Regions from separate parts of the Homo sapiens genome. Here regions 1 and 2 are each linked to region 3. A link is an interaction called in ENCODE POLR2A ChIA-PET data of the cell type or tissue named here. Cell type or tissue: OCI-LY7. All regions are shown on one strand.

What was found. ChIA-PET counts read pairs that join two places held together with the same protein. Peaks named below come from ENCODE experiments on the same cell type or tissue, not always from the same donor. Only the 100,000 strongest peaks of a DNase experiment are listed, where the experiment ranks them.
Region 1: POLR2A ChIA-PET joins it to region 3 with 5 read pairs; 1 of 35 experiments calls an interaction of 5 or more read pairs at or near these places.
Region 2: POLR2A ChIA-PET joins it to region 3 with 6 read pairs; 1 of 35 experiments calls an interaction of 5 or more read pairs at or near these places.

What each region holds. Positions count from the first base shown.
Region 1 is chr6:47,399,909-47,407,908 of GRCh38, forward strand. No RefSeq gene overlaps it. Among named protein-coding and RNA genes, the nearest start is that of CD2AP, 74 kb to the right of the region's middle. In OCI-LY7, no CTCF peak of the experiment used is centred here; a DNase peak (open chromatin) is centred at 3,893; H3K4me3 peaks cover 558 bases; H3K27ac peaks cover 1,007 bases.
Region 2 is chr6:47,457,685-47,465,684 of GRCh38, forward strand. No RefSeq gene overlaps it. Among named protein-coding and RNA genes, the nearest start is that of CD2AP, 16 kb to the right of the region's middle. In OCI-LY7, no CTCF peak of the experiment used is centred here; a DNase peak (open chromatin) is centred at 3,727; H3K4me3 peaks cover 975 bases; H3K27ac peaks cover 1,629 bases.
Region 3 is chr6:47,193,435-47,201,434 of GRCh38, forward strand. No RefSeq gene overlaps it. Among named protein-coding and RNA genes, the nearest start is that of TNFRSF21, 110 kb to the right of the region's middle. In OCI-LY7, no CTCF peak of the experiment used is centred here; DNase peaks (open chromatin) are centred at 4,427 and 4,687; H3K4me3 peaks cover 917 bases; H3K27ac peaks cover 961 bases.

The DNA of each region.
Region 1 (8,000 bases), 210 kb after region 3:
TATATAAGCTCTTCCAAAGAAACTGTCAAATATATTGCGACTATTGAGAAACAATGTTCTACAAACAACTGGTCTCCCTGCTTCTTCCCTTACCTCCCCTCAGTATGTTCTCAGCACAGCAGCTAGATTGATTGTTGTTAAAATAGAACACACATCATGTCATTCTACTCAACTCCAATCTTCCCAAGTGATTCCAATCTATACTATAACAATCATAAAGCTAAGTACTTTGAAGAAAAATAAAACAGGATCAGAGACTGGAGAGTGATGGGAGGTGCCATTTCAGACAGTCATAAGAGAAGGCCTCTCTGAATAGGTGACATTGGAGTCTAAATCCAGTGAGGGACTAAGACTTGCAGCTATGTTAGGAGCCAAGGGAAAGGCAAGATTTGAGTAAGTAGTCAGTAAATACGGCTACCTCAACAGCCCATTATCATTATAGAAATGTACTCCTGTACATTATATAAGTGAATAGATATGAAGGACACAGAGCTATGGCTAAGTGTCTAGGAAATGAAAATAACTTAGACACTTAGCCATAGTACTGAATCCTTCATATCTATTCACCAAAAATTCCATTAAATGAAAACTTTCTATGTAGCAGATGCTGTTGACCCTCATCTCCCTTAGAGTAAATGCTCAAGTATTTTCAATGGCCTAACAGTCCTACCCACTCTTCCCTGCCTCCAACCTGCTCTCTCCCCTCCCCAGCTTCATCTCTGACCCTGTTTCCTATCATTCTCTCCCTCTGTCATTCAACTCAGACATACTGGCCTCCTTGGTGTTCTTAGAATACTCCAGTCATACTCCAACTTGAGAACTGGCATACTTGCATTTTCATTTGCCCAGTGTGCCCATCACCCACATGTCTTTTGTGACTCACTCTTTTGACTTTTCATTGTCTTCACTCAATGTTGTTTTTGCCTAAGTCCTTTTCTGGCTAGCCTTTCTAAAATTGCAGCCCTACCCATCGCACCCTTCGTAAATTCCTTACCCACTTTCCCTGCCTTTTTTTCACCTTAGAAGTTAACACCATCAGCATGCTATACTCGTATCTAATTTTCTTGTCTCCCCATGAGGGCTGAGAATTTTGTCTGTTTTGCTCCTGCTGCATTGCCAGCCACTAGGACAGTGCCAGGCAACATGATATGCACTCTAGAACCACTTGTTGAATGAATAAATAAATGTTTGACAAATTTACTCAATAAAATGATCAGTTTTTCAACAGTACTTAGCATTCCAGTGGGTCACCAGAACCAAAGAAACTGAAAGCAAATTTTTTCCAGAAAAAAGTATTCCAAGTGACATGAGAGTTAACCCTAGGCTTAGTCTAGGACAGAGCAAATGCACTGTGCATTTCCTATATCAGAGATAGCCAGGATCCAGGGAGGTTTCAGGGTTCAGACATTAAGCCAGCCAAATATTCTAAGGGGGACCAAGATAAGAACAAAGTCTTTGTACTGAGTGGTGCCCAGGTGAAGGGCTGTGTAAGTCTTACTAGGAAGAAATTGCCTCTATGAGACTTCTTAGAGGATAGACATTGTTATTGTGTTGGCCCCCAATAGAGTCATTTAAAAACTTCCATCGTCGGGGGTTCATACCTGCTCTTTTCTCTTCTTCCTCATGCTTTACAATTAGCATTCTCTCAACTCTGCCTTCTCAGGAAACTTGCTGCCCTTCTTGTAGAAGGGTGGACGGGACCTGTTCATATTTACTGGAATGTGAATGGAGTAGACCCTGGTAACCCCATTGCTTCACCACAACCAGATGGGAAATTGGTCTCACCCACCCACTGGGGGAATCCTTCGAGAATCTTCATTCTTTTGTTACCATCCTGCGGCACATCTGACACTCCGTGGTGTTCAATAAATGCTGGCTCAAGAGCTAATGATCTATTATTAATGACTTGGGTCAACATAGAGCCTTTACTCCAGAGTTCTTTGCAAGACTGTGGGCATTGTACCTTGTTGGTAATTAGATTATGCCCTAGGGATCTCTGTTTGAAAGGAGGCCTGTCTCAAATGTCATGTTTCAGAATCCTAATTATAAAAATCCATAATTGACTGCCTCCTTAAGAACAACGAGAATGATGGCTTGTGTGCCCCAAGAAGGATGTGCAAGAGGAACACAAACAAGGAAGTGTTGCTGTAGAGAAATGAGATTTTTAAATGTCCTGGGAAAACTTGGTGCTATGGTGCACTGGAGTAAACCCTGCAAATATAAAAACCAAACTGGGAACAAGGCTCATCAATGCTTATGCAAATACTCTCAGGGAAAGCACTCTAAATCTAATACTGGGTCCCCCGAGATGTCGGGGAAGTTTGAAGATAATCACTTGCGACACTCAGGCTTTTCTTGAGACCCAGTTTTAAACAACTGACCTTAGTTCTGAGCTGGATGGATGCCAAAATTGAGTGTCTGCTCAGTTGGAGCCAAATCCTCTCCTAGCTGTCTCTCAAGTCAGTTGGCAATATTTGCTTTGAGTTCTTTTTCCCACTTATGCAGAATTAATTTTGAAGTCTTTCCTCCTTTGGGCTGGAAGTGTTGAGGAAAGCAATGTGTGGTGTTTAGGTCCCAGGTGACACCTTTTTGTTCATGTGTCCGCTTTGTTTTCCGCTTCCTTTGAAGGCCTGTCCACTTTATATAGTGAAGAAGTTTACATTAGGGTGCGCCTCAATTCCACAAGCATCTGTAGACTAATCGCCATCGGTTGAGTCCTCTGTTAAATGTTGAGGTTGTTGAGGCTAGGGGAGAAAGTGTAGAGCTTACAGAGGGAGTGTGTGATGGAGGAAAGAATACAGGCTCTGGAGTGAAACTCTGGCTTCTAATCCTGGCCTCACTACAGATCAGCAGTGAGAACTTGGGCAAGTTATATATGCACAGTAAGCCTCTGTTTCCCCAATTAGAAAACTGGGGTAATAGTTCCAAATCTGAGAGAATTATACTTGTAAACAGATTCAAAATCATACATATTTCTATGATTGCATAAAATAGTAAACAGCCTCAAATGCAACACGTAAGAATAAAGTAAGTTATCATTTTTTTCAATGTATTGTTAGTCCTTAATCTCTAGAAGCCTGACAGTTGAGACAGGAAAATAAACCTCATATGCATGAAAAAAGTAGAGAATAGCAGAGGAAAAATGACTGGATTCAATAATAGAAGGAAAGAAGGCACAAGTTTCAGCATACATGTGTAAGGTAATAAGTGCTGTGAGCAATAAGAAATCACATCACAATTTCTGCCTAGAGAGTTTTTTCCCATCATCTATCATCCAAGCCTCAGTGCTTATATAATTAGAAAATGCAGGGTGTTTTGTTCTCTCTTCCATGAGCATGTCTAATTTAAATTCCGTTGCATTCCAGATCACATGAAATCAACATATAAATGAAAAGCCGTCTGCATTTCTGAAATGAGATGGAACTTTTGACTTTTCTACTTGAAGAAACAGTATCACTGTCACTCTGCTAAAAACTATTTTTTTCTCCTCTCACTAACTATAAAATCAAAAAGGCAGGGAAAATCATGTCCCAAGTTTGATTGAGGGATAGCTCTGATTTGTTACTAAAATTGCTATCAGTAGTTAAAATAATGTACATGTATGTATATATGAGTAATATGTATAGGTAATAATGTACATGTATCTATACATAGGTAACATACATATATAACAGTAATATGTGTTTGTAATGGTAACGTATATAAGTAATAATGTATATGTAATAGTAATATGTATATGTGTGCATATGTAATAGTATGATTATGCAGCAACCATCATCAATGACCAATCTATTTAAACTCCACACTATAACTTTCTGCACGTGTGATGTCTCTTAAGGTCAATGACCCTCTAAATGTAAAAATAGCATGTGTGAGGCCCCACCTATGGTTGTTCAGAGCTCCAGGAAACAGGTGGCATGTGAGTGAAATCAAGATATTTAAGGTACCAGTTGTCCTCCATAAAGTGAACATTTTTAGTTTTCTGACTTGAAGATGTGGATATTTTCAACCTTTTAATTCTAGGCTGCCTTACTCTCGTCTCCATGGTGCAGCACACACCCCGTGAATAAGCCCTGTTTCATCCAAGAAAAACAACCTTTGACCATCCACCTCCTCATATCTCACCTGGGGAAAACCAGTTGGCCTATCTTTGACTGACTTCAACACATCAAAATGTGCACAATGGTCATTTTACTGAAAGTCCTAAAATGTTCATTAAAAAACCAATTCAAACTTAATAATACTACCCTAACTGAGGTAGACTCTTAAAACCAGTTTCTGGTCAATGAGATACCTGTGTCAAATGGTTGTGTAATCAAATTCTTTCCATATCCTGCAAACATAGCTTGATGAGTTTAATTAACGATCATTTTGAATTCTTTTATGCAGACAGGTTTTTTTTCCTAAAGCATTTATGATGCCAGGATTTTTATTTTATTTTATTTTATTTTAGACAGGGTCTTGCTCTATTGTGCAAACAGTGGCGTGATCACAGCTCCTTGAGGCCTCAACCTTCCAGGCTCGAGTGATCCTCCTGCCTCAGCCTCCCAAGTAGCTGGGCCTACAGGCATGCACCACCATGCCTGGCTAATTTTTTCTATTTTTTTTGCAGAGACTGGGTTTTGTCGTGTTGCCTAGGCTGATCTCAAACTCCTGGGCTCAAGCTATCCACCCACTTCGGCCTCCAAAGGTGCTGGGCTTACAGTCATGAGCCACCGCACCTGGCCCAATGCCAGGATTTTAAACAGAAATTTTCCCTTCCAGGCAGCTTTGACAAATCATACATTTTTTTTTCCTTCTAAGATGAGCTTATGTTGGCTGTGATCTCAATCGCACTGATACAGTGCTCCTTTTTAAGGACACAGATTAATTGGAGGTGGGGAAAAGTGTTGGTGTTTAAAGGAAAAACATTTTCTTTTTATATAATTATTGAGTAATTTGGAAGGCATTGTAGAAATCATCCATGTCTTTGTAAAATCCGGGGGCTAGATTGAATTTCCTTTCTGTTTCCTCCAGCTTTAGTGTTCTATGAATCTATCATCCACTCAACTTTGAACTCCTGCTGAACAGTCACCAGGTCTTACTCGTCTTCATACTTCCAAAGGCCCTTACAAGGCCTGGCACGCAGTAGGGCCTCATTACTTGTTTGTTAATGAATGTATAAATCATCCCATATGCTTTGTATGCTTCATTTCAATTCTTTCTGAGTATAGCAAGAATCATATGTTGCCATTCATGGCTCACAATTCTGTTCTTCAGCATCACAAAATCATACTGGTAAAATTTTCCTATTTCATGTTTTATGCTGTAGCTATAGGGTACAAACGCATACTATTTATCATGCTGATGATTTTGTTGAGGTGGATCCGTTTAGTCATTCATTTAATAAATATTTACAGAACACCTACTGGGTAGTTGTATTGCAATGCTGAACTGGACAAAGTTCCCTATAACAAGGAACTTGTCTAATAAAGAAGACAGACAAGTAAACATAAAATAGTATGAGTGTTATAAAGGATAAGTACGACAAGCTGTGGGAACAGAAGAGTAGCTCACCTGGTCTGAGGAATTCAGGAAATGTTTCCCAAAGGAAGTAGTAGATTCAAACCTTAAGGTTAAGAGTGAGGTGGGTGAAACTGGGCAGAGGGCCAGACAGCGTAAAGGGCAGTGAGAATTTCAGATCCCAGAGTGGATGTTTATTTAGAAGGCAATAAAGGACCTGTGGGAGAGGCCAAGCGGGGGACGAAATTTGTGTTTTAGAAAGACCTTTCTAACTGCAGTTAGAAAGTAGAAAGGGGCAGGACCAGAGGCCAGGAGAAGTCTAAGAAGACGTTTAGAGTGGCAGTGAAGATAAAGGCACTGGCAGCAGACATGAAAAGAATTAGATGAATTCTGGATATATTGAGGAAGAAAGTGAATGGATGTATATGGTGGTGAAATGATGCAGGAAAGAAGATGTAAATTCTGATATCTGCTTTGAGAAATTGAGTGGATGGTTGTGTCATCTAGTAGGATAAGAAACACCTTCTAAAGCATTAGCACTTTGGGAAGGAAGGAAAGCAATGATAAATTCTGTAGGGTTGCTACATGATATCCAAGATGAGCTGTCTAACAATGCTAGGGTCTGAATGTTTGTGTTCCTCAAAATTCATATGTTGAAGCCTAATTCCCTATTTGAAGGTGAGGCCTTTCAAAGATAATTAGGTCATGAAGGGAGAGCCCTCATTAATGAGACTGGTGTCCCTATAAGAAGAAACAGATGCCAGCCATGGTGGCTCACATTGTAATCCCAGCACTTTGGAAGGCTAAGATGCAAGGATCATATAAGGCCGGGAGTTTGTGATCAGCCTGGCAATATAGGGAGACCTCATCTCTACAAATAACAATTTCAAAAAATTAGCCAGGTGTGGTGGCACATGGCCATGTCCCAGCCACTTGGGAAGCTGAAGCAAGAGGATCATCCGAGCCTGAGAGATCAAGGCTGCCGTGAGCCATGATTACACCACTGTACTCTAACCTGGGCAACAGAGCAAGACCCTGTCTCAAAAAAAAAAAAAAAAAAAAAAAAAAAAAGAGACAAGACAGATGATCTCTGTCTCATGTGAGGATACACCAGGAAGGTGATCATCTGCAAGCCAGGAGACAGGTCCTAACAGCACCAAATAGACTGTCACAGTGATCTTGGACTTCTCAGTATCCAGGACTGTGAGAAATAAATTTAAATTGTTTAAGCCACCTATTCTATGGCATTTTTATTATAGTAACCCAAACTAACTAAGACGAATAGTTATTTGATTATATAAATCTGTATCTCAGGAAAGAGTTTTGCATTGAAATTATATAATTGACAGTCATCAACATATAGATAGATACTGAAACTATTAAAATGAATGTGCTGAGGGAAAGAAGGTGGCAGGAAAATACTAAGAAATGCCAATCTTTAAGAGACATTCAAATACTTTGCTTACTAATTAATATCACCTGCTCAGTCTCCATTCCTAAGGACCATATACACTCTAGGTCATAGGGATTGACTATGGTTCGAATGTGACCCCCAAGTTCACCTGTTGGTAACTTGATCCCCAGTGTAGAGATGTTGAGAGGGGAGATCTTTAAGAGGTGATTAGGTCATGAGGCTCTACCCTCATGAATTTTTTAATGCCATTATCATGAGAGTGGGTTTGTTATCACAGCAGTGGCTTCCTTATGAAATGAGTTTGACCCCTTTCTCTATCTCTTGCCATCGCTTTGCCCTCTGCCATGAAATGACATAGCAAGAAGACCCTTGCCAAATTCTGGCCCCTAAGTCTTGGACTTCATAGCCTCCAGAACTGGGAGCCAATAAATTTTTGTTCATTATAAATTGTCCAGTCTGTGGTATTTGGTTACAGCAGGAAAAAACAGATGAGGATGGAATCTAACAAGGCGCTTTCTATGGTGATCCTACCTAGGAGCTCTGTGGAGAGACAGAGCAAGGCCTATGTCACTTAAGAATGTCTTACATACATTCTCAATTACTCAGTTAAAATGATTTACAAATTTTGCTTTGTCATATGGGTGTAGAGAAGAGGAAGAGAGTTAATTATTAAACATGTGAATGCCTAAGACATGTTCCTAAGCTTCCTCAAGAATACTTTTTTAGATTACATTGAGCACAACAGACAGGAGGTCCATGAAACTCCATCTAGGATAAAGATGCCTTGTATTTGTTACTAAGCTGTTATTAAGGGGACCCAGCACAATGCTTTGCTTTCACCATCTCCTCAAATCATACACACACACAACTTAATCAAGAGGGAGGAGCAGGTGGAAGAGATGGCAGCCATGATGGTATCAGCAAGAGCAATAGCTGCCAAGAAAAAATTTTTAAAAAGCACTTAAATTCCTGATAACAAACTGAAATCAAGAGCCTTTGGCATAATACTTGAGTCATATTTGTATGATGTCTCAGCAGGTCATAAATGCTGCTTTCAGAATTATTTCTGTAAATAGGGTTAGTC
Region 2 (8,000 bases), 260 kb after region 3:
CTTAGCAGGTACAAAAGATGACTGACTCTCTTGAGATGTCTTTTAATTTAATTGTGGCTGTATTCAACCACAACACTTAGAATAAGTTTATACAACATCTTCTTGATGATGCACAATGCTAGCTGCCTTTTTGTTGCCTTTGGAAACACTGCAATGCATTCATTGGAATGACAGTAGGCAGAAGTATTTTCTCTTTACCACACTTGTTTCAAGAAATTGAGGCTTTATTGCTCTGAAAACCTCTAAATTCTATGCAAAACTGTGAAATGTTTCTGAACCAGTAATACAGGAGAACAGATTGTTAAAGGATCTACTTCCATTTCTATTTATTTAAAAGTTTATAGGATTGGGTTAATGGAACTCAGATGAGTTTATTCATTACTCTGTCACTTGGTTTATCACTCAGCTAAGACCTACTAGCTGCTATAAGTTTTTGATCAATATACAGCTTTAGATCATTTTTAGTTATATATTGTTAAATTTATACTCATCATGGGTTGTTTGTTAAAAACCTAGAAACTGGAGAAACACTAATGGCAAAGAACAAGATATCAGTGAGAACCATTAATATGATACTTCTCTAAGCTGATTTCAGACTGATCCTCTCTATATCCATAAGATGCAGTTACCAAAGCGAACTCTTAAAAAACAGATCCAAAGGTATTGATTGATTCAAAAATCAAAGTTAAACATAGAACTATCATAAGGATTATGGCCACCATGGCTATTCATACATTAGACACCTCTACTTACACAATGTGTCATTTGCAGGGAGGTGCTTACAACTTCTGCGATCACATCATTAATAAACAAAACACAAATTAAAACAGAACAGTTGATTTTCCCTTAGTGGAAAATGTAAAATTCCAAAAACCAATTTATGAAATCATTTATTAATTTTTTATTCTATAACAGTTAAATTTTATCTACATTTTCTCCTTAAATGCTTCTGAAAAATAAGCATGATATAGCTTCTAAAATTTGTTGATAAGCTTTCTTTCATAAATAAAGTAATCTAATAATGTATCTCTCATTAAATGAGAAAAGAGCAAAAATGTGTTTATATGTGATGACCACAGTTAAGGTATACATAAGAGTTTTCTAATACAATATTAAATACTATGCCAACTTAAAATAAAACATTTTAACTTAAAACATCTTCTTTAGTATTTCATTTTTATTTTATCTACAGAGCTGTGGTTAACGGGTCTCAGATGTACCTCTTTATTATTCTGTCACTGGTTTACTCTGTCTCTGTCCCTCAGCCGAGACCAACTTTTATTACATTGTGTCTGAGTAAAGCAAAAAACTACATGCTAGTGTCAGAGAAATGATAACTTCTGTGTAACTGCCTTAGTGTGTGTAACATTTAAGGCAAAGACACCTACAGGTTTTATGAACCCTGATTCAAAAAGGGTTACTTCGCACACTTACAGGTACTTACTATGTGTCAGACATTGTCCTAAGACTTAAAAAAAAATCAATATATTTGAATCTCAAAAGAATCCTATAAGATATGAGGTCATGTTATAAATGAGGAAACCAAGGCACAGAGAGGTCAAGTAACTTGACCAAGGTCACAGAGGCAATAAATGGCATAAGTGCCACAGAAAGTGGCAATAAGTCACTCCTCATGATTACAGTATTCTACTGTATAGCTCTGCTAACCAAATCCAGTGCTCAAACCCCCTCCCAAGACATTTTAATATGTCTCCCTATGTCACCAGTGTCTCATGCTTCAAAAATAATTTTATTTTCCCTCTATTTCATTAACATTCTTTAGTGCATTTATTTCAGTTATTAGGAAAAAAAAGAAATCTAATTTAAACTAATTCATACCAAGAGGCATTAAATTGTGGATAGATTCTGGCTTGACATAGTCATTGCACAGGTTTTCAACTTGAAAGGAGAACAATTGCTATTTTAAAGGAATGAATCTCAATTGTAGTGGTTTTCAAAATTCAAGACAGTCAACTTTCAGAGTCCAGCAGGAGGCTTATCCCCAAAATCCAGCCTCAAATACACAAAGTTCTGCTTTTCTATGTGATGGCTGTGCATAAAATTTCATTTGGGAAAATAAAAGGGACTCTGCTGCCTCAAATAACAGTAAATTGAACCACTCCTCTAATCCACTAGTCCAGTGAACTTTCTGGCTCTTCTTTCCCTCACCTCCATCAGACACATTTCATGCGCTCCCCCGACCCCCACCCTTGATAAAGAAGCACTTAGAGGCTCACAGAACAGCGCAGAATATCTCTGCGTTCAAAGAACTTCAGGAGGGATCCAGAAAGTACTTTTGAGTAGATGCATTGAGCCTCTCAGTAATGTGAAAGCAGGCTGCAGAGATCACCATCCCAGCAACAGGATTATTCTGTTTGATATCTGTTGCCAACAGCCACATTTCCCAGCATCTTGGATGCAAAAGGGGGTTTACTGACAAAGCAAAGCTTTTACATTGGGCCTTACAGGCACAGGAAAATCACCAGCTACCTCAATGCACAGTCCCACGGTAGCATTCCTCCGGTCACTCTTAGAAAAGGCCCAAGTCATCTGGGCGCCTGGACTCACCCGCCCCAAGCAGGTGGCCCTTCTCCTGGTTCCCCTAGTTCTTCCTGGTAAATGGCAGAAATTGTATCTGACGCAATGTGCGCAACTTTGTCCTTTGCTGGATTCAGGTTTCTGGTCATGGGTCAGATCACTCAGTGCCTGAAGCAATTTCTTCCTCCACACCCAATGAATGCTTCAGGGAATCATGCAGGGATAGGTAGATTTCTTTAGGTACATATTTGTATTAATGAGAGCAGCTGGGAGCTGTCTTCCTGGTTCTAGTCAATGATTAACTTTTGAAGGCAGCCTCTTTGTGTGTGTGTGGTGTGTGTGTGTGAGAGAAAGGACTTGTTTTAAGTGTTCCCACACAAAGTTATACATCTGTTTTTCTAATCAATGAATGACCTAACTACAAAGAGTTGAAGCTACCATTGAGCCAATAGTAAAGAATAAAATCCTACCGGCTGGGCGCAGTGGCTCACGCCTGTAATCCCAGCACTTTGGGAGGCCGAGGCAGGTGGATCATCTGAGGTCAGGAGTTCGAGACCAGCCTGACCAACATGGTGAAACCCCCATCTCTACTAAAAATACAAAATTAGCCGGGCATGGTGATGCACACCTATAGTCCCAGCTACTGGGGAGGCTGAGGCAGGGGAATCCCTTGAACCCAGGAGGCGGAGTTTGCAGTGAGCTGAGATTGTGCCACTGCACTCCAGCCTGGGCATCAAGAGCGAAACTGTGTCTCAAACAAACAAACAAACAAACAAACAAAAAGAAAAAAATCCTACCCTCCCAGAAATCTCTTATTGCCATAGAAATCACCAGATGTTTACCAGGATGCTGCACTGTGGTCACCTAGGGGCTGAATACACTGTTTTCTACCTATTCCTTCAGCCTCTGGGAATCCACAGGCCAATTCAATGACATATGCTCAGAGGGGTCAATGATACAATTGCAGTTAGAGCCGTATTCACAATACATTTCTCAGAGAGAAAGCCTCAGTTCATTTCTACTCATTTCTTACTGAGAATTTTCACTTTATACTTCTATGAGAGAGACATTAGTATACATGTTGGCCTGTGGTAAGGCATATTTAGCTGTATATTTAATAAAGGTTCCAAATGTGTTTGGTGATTATTAAACACATGTGCTCAGCAGCATTGCTGCTCTCTTAAATTTCAGTTCCTCATTTCATCTGACTGCTCAGACTCTGCTATTTGAGAGACAATCTCCAACTTTTTTTTTTTTTTTTTTTATGATGGAGTCTTGCTCTGTCACCCAGGCTGGAGTGCAGTGGCGCGATCTCAGTTCACTGAAAGCTCTGACTCCTGGGTTCACACCATTCTCCCGCCTCAGCCTCCCGAGTAGCTGGGACTACAGGCACCTGCCACCACGCCCGGCTGATTTTGTTTTTGTATTTTTAGTAGAGACGGGGTTTCACTGTGTTAGCCAGGATGGTCTCGATCTCCTGACCTTGTGATCCGCCTGCCTCAGCCTCCCAAAATGCTGGGATTACAGGCGTGAGCCACCATGTCTAGCCAACTATTAACCCAAACTCTGCATAAATCAATTCAGTATCTTCCCCAGACAAAACAGTACTTTCTCTGGATTCCCCATTTCTGTCCACATTTCTTTAAATAAATCCTTTTTCTAGGCTCTCAGAATTGCATTATATTTCATTTACTTCTAAAATATTTTCAGTGTAACAGGTTTGATTTTACAAGACTATCCTAGACAACTGTTCCCCTTTTGGCATCATGCCTGCATCCTTGCAAGTGTCAATGGTGGAACTGGGCTTCCTGGCTTCAGGAGTTCAGTCCAAGTGATTAGCCTTATATAAGTGATGGGTAATTGAACGTAAGAATTTATTGCAAAAGTCAGCCTTGTGTGTATCTATTAGTTAATTAGTCACACTAAACTATGAGTGAAAAAGTAGCAAATCAGGGCAAAATGCAGATAAAGAAAAAAATCCAAGTAACAGTAGAGATTATTTTTTAACTGATAAATGATAACAATAAAATAAAACTGAATTTCAGTAATTATCAATTACTGATTCACCTAACTATGATCTTCCTCAAGTGAACCAAATAGAAAACACACTTACTTCAACAAGTAGCAATTGATGAGGTTACTAAACCCTGGTCTGTGGACTACCTGTATCAGAATCATTGGCGATCTTTCTATTTTAGTTTACTTGATTTTGTTTTGCCCTATATTATTTAAAAAATTTCTCAGTTATGAATAACCAAAACATGTGCAAGTTACTGAAGAATGATCAGAGATTCAAAGTTGCTGGCTTTAAGGATAGAGAAAGGGATCGTGAGCCAAAACTCAGTGAACTATATTGAGAGTAAAAATTGAAAAAGAGTTTGGGAAGAATATTGTATCTTTTTTATGCCAATAAATGCTCATAAAGTTTCAAGTAATATGAGGATGAAAAATTGAGATTATATTCTCTGTAACTTGACTTTTTTGTAGAAGTACTAGAAATACTGACATCTGTTGCACTAAAGAAAGTAATGTTTATCAACTATATTTAAATTTTAGTTATCTCTTTCTAATTAAACAATTAATCTTTCTTTCTCTTTTTTTTTTTGAGATGGAGTTTCACTCTTGTTGCCCAGGCAGGAGTGCAATGGTGCGATCTCAGCTCACTGCAAGCTCCGCCTCCTCCGCCTCCTAGGTTCAAGTGATTCTCATGCCTTAGCCTCCCAAGTAGCTGGGATTACAGGCATGCACCACCATACCTGCCTAATTTTTGTATTTTTATTGGGGATGGGGTTTCACAATGTTGGTCAGGCTGGTCTCAAACTCCTGACCTCAGGTGATCCACCCGCCTCAGCCTCTCAAAGTGCTGGGATTAAGGGCGTGAGCCACCGCGCCTGGCCAACAATTAGTCTTTCAAGAAAAAAATCATATTTGGGAATTATTTCTATTGTGTGATGATGTTAAAGGAGAGATGCCAATTCCACCATTTCTACATTTCTTGGGGGAAGAAATTGTTCAAAATCATTATAATAATATCCATGTGAAATTATCTTCATTAAGCCACAGTAAATAAATAAATAAATAATAGAAAATGAAAAAATAAGAAACGAGTGAGAAACACAATATTCTCTTTAATCAAACAACAAAAGACTTTAAAAGAATGCTCTGAGGAGACAATTCCATATATTTTTAAATCTATGGAGACATTGCCCTGGTCGATTTCCTTTGGAAAAGGAGGGAAGCTTAAAAACTTCAATATTACAGGAAAAGATCAATATTACATCAGCACCCTATCCTGACAAGGCCAGTCTAAAAAAGTATCTTGCTAATTCTCTAACTTCTGTCACCACGTGCATATATTTAGCATTGCAAAATATGCATAAAATGACCAAGAAGCAGGCAAGAGTGCTAAGAAATTATTTTTTTCTGCTCTACAATGTCAAACTTAAAAATTCAAATTCTAAAATTTTATTTTATTTTATTTATTTTTCTGAGAAGTGGTCACACTGTCACTCAGGCTGGACTACAATGGCGAGATCATGGCTCACTGCAGCCTCAACTTCCCAGGCTCAAGTGATCTTCCCATCTCAGCCTCTGGAGTAGCTAAGACTACAGGTACACACCACCATGCCCAGCTAATTTTCATACTTTTTGTAGGACAGGATCTTGCCATGTTGCCCAGGCTGATCTCAAACTCCTGGGCTCAAGCAATCCACCTGCCTTGGCCTCCCACAGTGCTGGAATTACAGGCATTAGCCACTGTGTCCAGTCCTAAAATTTTAAATAACTAAATTGAAACAATTTTTAATGAAAAATTCAGATTTATTCTTGTATGCCAGAATTTCAATCTATGACAATCCAGGTCTGACCATGAGTTCTGATGAATATTGGTTGTAATACTCTACCTGTTGGAATTTAGCCAAAATGTGTGTTTGATATGCTTTTAATGCTTAGCCAGGCTTGGGAACCACTCATTTACTGAATATTTACATGTGCCAAATCCTGGGTAATCTGGCAATAGAAAGACAAACATCTGCACAAAGTTACCCAAGATAATTTATTAACTCCATTACCTGGCCTAGAGCTTGTTTTTGATATTGACTCACCCTTTCTTGCAAGGGCAAGGCCTTTTTGTAATTGTAAACATTTAAACCAGTTTATTTTTCGAAGATGAGTAATAAGGATGAGGAGGATGTTTAGCACAATTGCATATTAAAATATTAGGAAACAGTGAAATACAAACACAGGAATAGATAGATCAGAGTCCAGAAATTGATCAATTATATGAATTAAATGTGTGATAAAGGCAGAATTTCAAATCCATAGGAGTAATATGGATTACTATTCTCAAACATTATGAATAGCTAGTCATTGAAGGGAAAACAAAAACAAACCTGAATTCCAATCTTACTCCATGCACACTCAAATAAAATCCATACATGTTACAACTGTAAATGTAAAAAATAAAATTACAATATGACTAGAAGTTTTACAGTTAGTGAAAATTCAGCAAGCTATACACTTAAGACTTATACTTGTGTGATTATACATTATCAGTAAAAAGTTTTAATTTTGATAAAATAATAGGTTATTTTTTAATTTTGGAGGAGAAAAGGCTTTTCAACTTTAATGAAAACTCAAAAAAAAAACCAGAAAAATTGGTAAGTTTAAATTACATGCACGTTTAAACTTTCTAAATGACATAAAAACACCATAAAACATTAAAAAAAACATCAAATTGGGAAAACATACTAGCAAAACTTTTGACAGACTATATCAGGCAGGGTGTAACCAGGAAATGAGAGATCACTCTAAACTCCTGAAACAAAGATAATCTAATAAAGGAATTGTTCTCAGAGGTGATGGAAGAGAAAAGAAGCAAAAAAGGGGTTGATAAGCCCTTTAGAAGTTATCAACAGCAGGTAGCCTCTTTGCCCCTAAACTGGAAGGAAAAAAGGAGGATGTAGTGTTCCCAGTGCCCAGAGCCCTGCTGGAGCCAAAACCAGACAGCCCTCTCTGATGGCAGCAGAAGCCATAGGGAATATGCAGTGGATGTTAGAGATGCTGCTTGAAGTAGAGGATGGGGTGGAGTGCAAACGTCCCAGCTCTTTCCTCCCTCTTGACTTCTGTATTAGTTTCCTAATTGCTGCTATAACAAATTACTACATACTAGCTGACTTGGAGCAACACAGATTTATTTTTTTACAGTTCTAGAGATCAGAAATCTGAAATGCCTCTCACTGGGATAAAAACAAGATGTCAGAACTGCATTTCTTTCCAAGGCTTTAGGGAAGAATCTATTTTCCTTGGCTTTTCCAGTTTCTTGAGGCTACCTTTCCTAGCTCCTCTTTCCTCTATTTTCAAAGGCAGCAATGGCCAGTCAAATCCTTCTCATGCTATCACCTTTTAAGTTCCCTTGTGATTACATCGGTACTACCTGGAAAACCTAGGGTAATCTCATTTTA
Region 3 (8,000 bases):
AGAGATTGTGACAGCTATTACTAGTTGCTAAGTTAGCTTCTTACTTCATTCACAGAACCTCAGTTTGGTTCAGGAAGCAATTTCCCAGTTAAAAATATTCATGTCCCTAGACTCTGTTGTAGCTATGGTGGCTGTGTGACCCAGTTCTGGCCAACGAGATATAAACAAAAGTCTACTGGATCGGAATTTGGGGAAAACTATTGTTTTCCCAATAAAAAGGATCCCACCATGGGCAGGTGCCTTTTTCTCTTTGATTCTTCTCTGTCCTCTGTCTTCAGCATGAAAATAAGGTGAAATGGTTGGATGAAGTACAGCCATCTTGGACCATTAAGACGCTAAGGGTGGCAGAGCTGGAAGGAAGAAAGAGGCTGCTTCCTAACCATAGCCTCTTTATTACATGAAAAACACCCCCTAGTTTGGTTAAGCCACTAAAGTAGGGTTTCTTTTATATCCAGCCAAATCCAATTATGGTACTTTAAAATTTTTAACTTAAAAATATGAATTAACTATAAGCATAGGTGGTACATGATTTTGCAGAAGACCTAAGTGTGAGACACGAGGAACGGGGATCTAAGAAACACAGGACTGTACTGTGAGCTCCTTGAGGACAGGGACCACGTCTGATTGTTGTTGTTACATCTTTTCATGAGCCCAGCACTGGAATATAGGAGGTGTCCAATTTGTATTTGTCAGATGGAACTCTGTGCCAACTTAAGCGAGGAGCCATATTTCAAAAGACCTTATCTCCCAGGCCGGAAAAATTATTTTTATAGGAACTTGGTCGGGACAGTCCTGAATTTAAGAGATTCCTTTTTCAACCAAATTCAAATTCCTCTTGAGGCTAGAGAAGGGTTCCATTTCCTCTTGACACATCCTTATTAAAGGAAGAGAATAACCATATGATCCCATTCAGAAAATTAAAATCTGGAACCCAGTGCAGATTCTGAGACAGGGTTGTTCCCTGATAGTACATCTGGACTCACAGTAAGGTTCTAGCCTTCCTGTGTGAGGGTTGTAGTGAAAGACCACCAGAAAGCAAATGCGCCATGCTTGCTTGTTTGGTGGCGGGGCTGAATTTGTGCTTATGCCCTGGTGTGTTGGAGCTGCCTTGAGGTGGTGAGAGTTGATTGTGTGTGTCTTTTACTACCTCCCGCTTCAGTGACTTCATGTTGTAGCTTGAAATGGGCCATGGTGGAAGTATTTACTCCCTGGAAATAAGCAAATGTTACAAATCAGAGTCCCCCCAACCCATCCTCCTCCCAAGAGCTGGTTATTAAACATCTACTAGTATACCACTGTGCTTATCTGTCCCTGTTTCCTCTCTCAGGTAGTCACTGTAATGCCAGTAATGATAGTGCCTTATATTTGGATAGTGGGTTCCAGTTTTTAAAGTGTCACCACATAAAGGATGTCATTTGACTCTCCCAGCAGCCCTAAGAGATAGACAAGGACTTTGTTATTCGCCTCATATATTAGTTTCCTATTGCGACTGTAACAAATTGCCACATTTTTAGTGGCTTAAATGGACACAAACATATATCATCTTAGAGTTCTGGGAATAAGTCTGAAATGGGTCTCAAGGGGCTAAAACCAAGGTACTGGCAGGGCTGTACTCCTTCTGGAGGCCCTAGGGAAGAATCAGTTCCTTGCCTTTTCCAGGTTACAGAGGCCACTGCATTCCTAAACTCATGTTTCCATCAACTTTCCATCCTCAAAGCCAGCAACAGCATCATTTTGACTTCTGTTTCCATCGTCACATCTCCTTCTCTGACTCTGACTCTTCTGTTCCCTCAAAAGGACCCTTGAGATTCCACTGGATCCACCTATATAATCCAGGATACGCTCCCCTCTTAAGGTCCTAAATCACATCTGCAAATCCCTTTTTGCCGTTTGAGGTCACATGGTTACAGATTCCAGGAATTAAGATGTAAACATGTTAGGGGGGAAAGGGTCATTATTCTGCTTACCATACCCCCTTTTATAGATGAGGAAGCCAGCTCTGTAAGATGATGGCTCTGGTTAAGTTCATGCAGCTGTCAGTGGCGAGGAGAGACTTGGCTTGAGGCCCATGCTTTTCCCACTGCAGTGTGCTGTGTCTGTAAATATTTTTCCAACAGCTGGCCCAGGGCAGGGGCACATTCTGGGGCAAAGGATATAGCATATTTAAGGATAGCTAGTATCTGGGAGACTGAACCTATGACTTTATGGGCCCTCCCAGGTCCATGCTTCTGCTAATGACACATCCTCCAATTTTCTTCCCAGAGTCCCTCAGATACCTCAGAGTGGGAATACAATTACCTAAAGTCTCTCAGAATTAGATTTTCTTTTCTTTTCTTTTGTTTTTTCAGACAGAGTCTTGCTCTGTCACCCAGGCTGTAGTGCAGTAGCATGATCTCGGCTCACTGCAACCTCTGCCTCCCGGGTTCAAGTGATTCTCTTGCCTAGGCCTCCCGAGTAGCTGAGACTACAGGTGTGCACCACCATGCCCAGTTAATTTTTATATTTTCAGTAGAGACGGAGTTTCACCATGTTGGCCAGGCCGATCTCAAACTCCTGACCTCAAGTGATGAGCCCGCCTCAGTCTCCCAAGTGCTAGAATTACAGGTGTGGGCTACTGCACCCAGCTCAGAGCTAGATTTTCTACGTATTGGTTGAGATATAACTAAGGGCTTACCAAGACACATGGACACATTTCCTTCCACCCACTCTTTAGCCACTCAGCAGTCCGACCCCTTTCTTTTCTGGGACTGAGCGTCCAACCTCACGACTCATCACACTTTCTATTCTGTCTCCCAGGTCATCACCACCTCCCTTCCTCAGATGAAATAATATGTAAATAAAGGAAACTATTAGGATGTCAGCACATCATAAGGACGTCTGTGACACTCAGTGACACTCAAACTGATTAGATTCAAATCGGAAGAAGGATTAGAGCCCTCCCCCACTCCTACTAGTGCTCTATGCCAAGAGAAGGCAGCAGCTTAAAAGATGCTGAATTAGGAAGCTTGTGTCCTTGTTCACATACTCTTCTCCCAATTCATGGCCTGACTTTGGGCAATCACTTCTTGTGAGCCTTCATTCCCGTATCAGGGTTGACACAAGAAGCAGTTCACTCCTTGAAATGCTATAGTATAATGTAAAAGTGCTGGATCTAGCATCAGACTTCCTGAGTTCACAATCCTGGTTCCACCAGTTATTAGATGGGCAAAGTTGGATAAAACACTTCTCTATGTCTCATTCTTCTTATAAATAAAATGGGGATGCTAATAATATCACCATTTTACAGACTTATTGTAATGATTGAATGACTTAATGCAGGCAATGTACTTTAGCATAGTGCCTGGCATGTCATAAGCCCTTAATAAATGTTAGTTATAGTTGTTGCAGGTTAGTGATTTTTAAAGTGTGGTCCCTGAACCAGCAGCATCAGCTTCATGTGGAAATTTACTAAAAATGCAGATTCAAAAGCCCATTTCAGACTTTCTGAACCAGGAACTCTCAGGATGATTGAATTGAGTTTCTCAGGCCATTGAATCCTTACAAAAAAAGTCTGTAACATGGTGACATTATTAGCATCTCCATTTTGTTTATAAGAAAAATGAGACTGAGACAAGTGTTTTATTCTACTTCACCCATCTAATAATTGGTGGAACCAGGGTTGTGAACTCAGGCTGGGGCCTAGCTATCTGTGTTTTAACAAACCCTTTAGAGAATTCTGATGCTACATGCTAAAGTTTGGGAACCACTCATGTAGATGCTTCTAAAATCTCTTCCAGTTCTGGAATTCTATTATTTCATGCAAGGTTATACATTTATGCAAGGCCCCCAAAATTATTATTATTCATGCATGTTGTTCCACAAACATTTATTACATCTCCCTTCATATTGAGATCTGGGGCTAAAAAGCAAAGTAAGACATAGCCTGTGACCTCAAGTAGTTTATAGTCTATCTCATTACCCTTAATTTATAAGTTTTAAAATATCTTATTTGTAAATTTTTCTGCATTGATTCATGGCTACTATTTACTATATAAAAACAGTATTCTTCTTTAAAAAAAATCTGGTGGTTACAGTTAGAGTAAGATATTAGCTAAGTGACCTTGAAACTCAGTTTCTTCATTTTTAGAATGAGACTAGTAATACCTCATTCACTAATTTGTTGTGAAAATTAATATAATTAAATGGGATGACATGCATGAAATGACAGTTTGTTATAAATGTCTAAAAATGGTCAGCTGGGTCTCTATTTGAACCTAGTCATAATTAAGTATTGTTGATTAGTATTGATTTGGCTTTATAGTGTATGTTGTTGATAGTCAAAAAAAAGAAAAAGGTTCAATTCATTATATGTTGAAATCTAGCTCCTCAGTGCTATAAAGAGCATACATCACTTTCACTTTCTCTTTTTCAGAACTCAGGTGTTGAAGACCCTCTTTGTAGTTCAGAAATAAATCAGAGAAATAGCTGGTGTGTATCCAAAAGGCCACATTAGAGCTAGGAATCAAAGAAAAGTTTAGACCAGCTACAGTCTCCTCAGCTATTTATGGTATAACTTTGAAATTCCCTCGGAAACTTCCCTTTTGATTCTGTCTCAGAAGATGTTATCTGATTAACTAGGCAGTCTACAGATTGCAGAAGAGTTTCAACTCTCTTTGTTTAAAATCAAGGACCTGCCCCTGAGTGTGAACTGGAAATAGAGCCCTTAAAGTCACCCAAATTCAGTTCAACAAATGCCACGTTGCTGAAAGACCATGATGGACTGCTTTTGAAGTTAGTGGTTTCTTCAACCAACAGGGCTCACTCTGAGTTTGGAAACTTTCTACGCATCAGGAGAAGAATAGCAACAATCCTATTCATTGACATGAAGCATTCTGCCTGCTTTTCCTTTATCCACCCAAACTAAAGAGAGTGTTTCGTGAAACTTCTTGGGGTGAGATTTTTAATGTGTGCCAAGATCTTGCTGCTCTGTTAAGTCCTGGCCAAGGAGGAAACAGCTGCTGAAAAGGCTAATGCGTCACCTTGAGTCTTACCTACAGATAGGAGCATGCCTTCTATTTATTGAATCACACTCTTTAGGTACTAGCCCTTCACTACTGCTCCTGACCTTTCGCCAATCTCCACTTGTTCAAATCTAAGTGGCACCTCACTTGTCAATGAATCCATGTAAGCCCTGGAGTTTTAACAAAACAATAGTCCCAGATTCTAAGGTGTAAGACAGTAAATTAAGATAATGTTTTGAGGGCTTCGATGTTGAAAATCTAGATCTTGATAAGTGCTGGAAGAGACACGGTCGAAGATGGCTTTTGTCTACTTGGGTAGCTAATTTGTTTACAGGGATGTTCTGTAGGGATCTGGAATTTAGCATCTTCAGACCTCAAACCATCATCATCTTAATTCACTGAGTGCCTGCTGGTGTGTGTGTGTCAGGCCCTGCGCGAGGAGTGTTTCTTACTTGACCTCATTTCAATCCTCACAACTCTGCAAGGTTGATTTTATCAATCCTATTTTATAGGGGAACGATATCAAACCTCAGCCTGGTCACATAACTTAGCTAAAAATTAATGGCTAGTTCAACAAAAATGAGATTGGTCTTCAGGCCCATCTGACTCCAGAACCCATATCTTTCCTAATTTATTTAGTGGAACAAAAACAAATCCATGTGCTCACAACAGAACACTGGGTATTAATTGCTCCCTCTTTTGTACCCCACAAGACCTTTCTTCCATCTGATGGGTCATCAGACCTTATAATGGCACCTTTTAAATGGATTTCTTTCTGCCTTCTTCTCCGTCTGCATCTCTAGCCCTCTCATTACAATCAAATAAATAAAATTTCCTCCTATCATTTTCTGCACTCCAGTTTTCATGGCCCTCCAATTCATCCTTCATGCTCCTCTTGGAGTCATCTTCCTAAGACTCAAACCTGGTATCTGTATTTAGATTTAGATGTTACAAGCAATGGAAGTAAAGTATGGCAAGTACTAATCTCAGAAGATAGCTAGGTACTATGGGCACTCAATGAAAGGCTCCTAAATGGTTAGGAGCAAGGTTTGGGGAGTAGGAGGTAGGAAAGGCATCCTGAGGGAAATAATAATTGAGCTGATACATGAGGGTTAAAAAAGGATTATACAAGTATAGTGTGGCAAGGACTGGGCTATCAAGATGGGAAAATATATGCCTGAAGACTGGGGGCAAGAAGGGATTTAAAGAGAAAAGGGAACTGAGAATAGAGATCAGAGAAAAAGAAGGAAAAACAAGGTGTTGCAGAAGCCAAGGGATGAGACTGTATGAGAAGGCAAGAGTGGACCACAGTGTCAATGTTGCCAAGAGGTCAAATAAGATGAGAGCAAAGAGTGTCCATTGGATTCAACAGTGGAGAAATCACTAATGACTGCACTAAAAGCCCTTTGAGTCAGTGATGTGAACAAAGGCTAGGTCACAGTGTTGAGAGAAGCAAATGGACTCTGAGGCACTGGAGACTGGAACTGTAGACAAATCATGGAAATTTAAAACATATCATTATTTTTTCAGATTCAGGGGGTCCATGTGCAGGTTTGTTATGGATAGATTGCATAATGCTGAGATTTAGGCTTCCATTGATTTGTCACCAAATAATGAACATAATATTCAATGGGTAGTTTTTCAAATCTTACCCCACTCCCTCCTTCCCCACTCTAGTAGTCCCCAGTGTCTCTTGTTCCCATCTTTGTGTCTGTGTGGACTCAATGTTTAGGTTCCACTTATAAGTGAGAAGAGGTGACATCTGGTTTTCTGAATTAATTCACTTAGGATAATGGCCCCCAGCTGCATCCATGTTGCTGCAAAGGACATGATTTCATTCTTTTTTTTTTTATGACTGTGTAATATTTCGTGGTGTTGGAATTTTCTTTCTCCAATCCACCATATTTTCTTTATCTAATCCATCACTGATGAGAACCTGGGTTGATTCTATGTCTTTGCTATTCTGAATAGTGCTGTGATAAAGATGCGAGCACAGGTATCTTTTTAAAACACTGTATCTTTACACTATTTGCTCATTCTGGACCATTTTCCTCCTTTCTTGCTTCTTTCACTATCTTGCCTACACCCTTCACACCCAATTTCTCTTTCTAGTGAAATCCTAGCCATTCTTTGAGACCAAATAAAATACCATCATATCCTAAGCTTTCCTGCATTCCTGGTGGTTAGAATGTACTGTTCCGTACTTGCCACATAAATCTTTGCTGAATTAGCAAACTGTTCCCATTTGACTGATTGCATGACATCTTATTTCTGTGCCTGTTATAGCACTTTCTTCTTGCTACCTTTTAATCTTTTTAGTTGTACAGACCTGTCTGCCTGACTACACAACTTGATGACAATGAACTAGCTACATATTAGTCATTTTTAAACATCTCATAGTTTCCAACTAAGTGCATTGGGCACTGTTGTGAATCAAATTGAATTTAACTGACTACTCTTGGTCTTGCATGGATTTAAGCACATTACATAATCTTTGTCCTTAGAGACAATGATTGTTAATCGTATCTATAATGGAAATGGAAAATCTTAGGATTTGCTAGTCATTTTTAACTTATCTAAGTATTTCCACTATGATTCACATGCTTTCCATATTCTAAATTCTATAAATCATTATCAGATTGGTTAATTCAATATATGTGAATGAATACTCTGCAAATCAACTCTGTGATCCAAGTGAAACAACTCAACTTTTAAGCTCAGAGTCCTCAAGTAGCAACTCATTAATGAAGCTGAGTTATCTATTCACGCACTGCTCTCTTTTCAAAGAACACTAGGCAATTGTTAAACCAAGCCAAACTAGAAAAAGTAACATTGAACTTTTGGGTTTCTAGGGACTACAACCAAAGGAATAAGTCATATTCTTAAATTCTAAACACCCAATGATCATTTGGAAAAGGCTGATTTAAAGAGGGCAACAACAATAGTTATAATGATGGATAAACTATTATGTTGTGGGTGGATTTCCAAAACCTTTAAAAA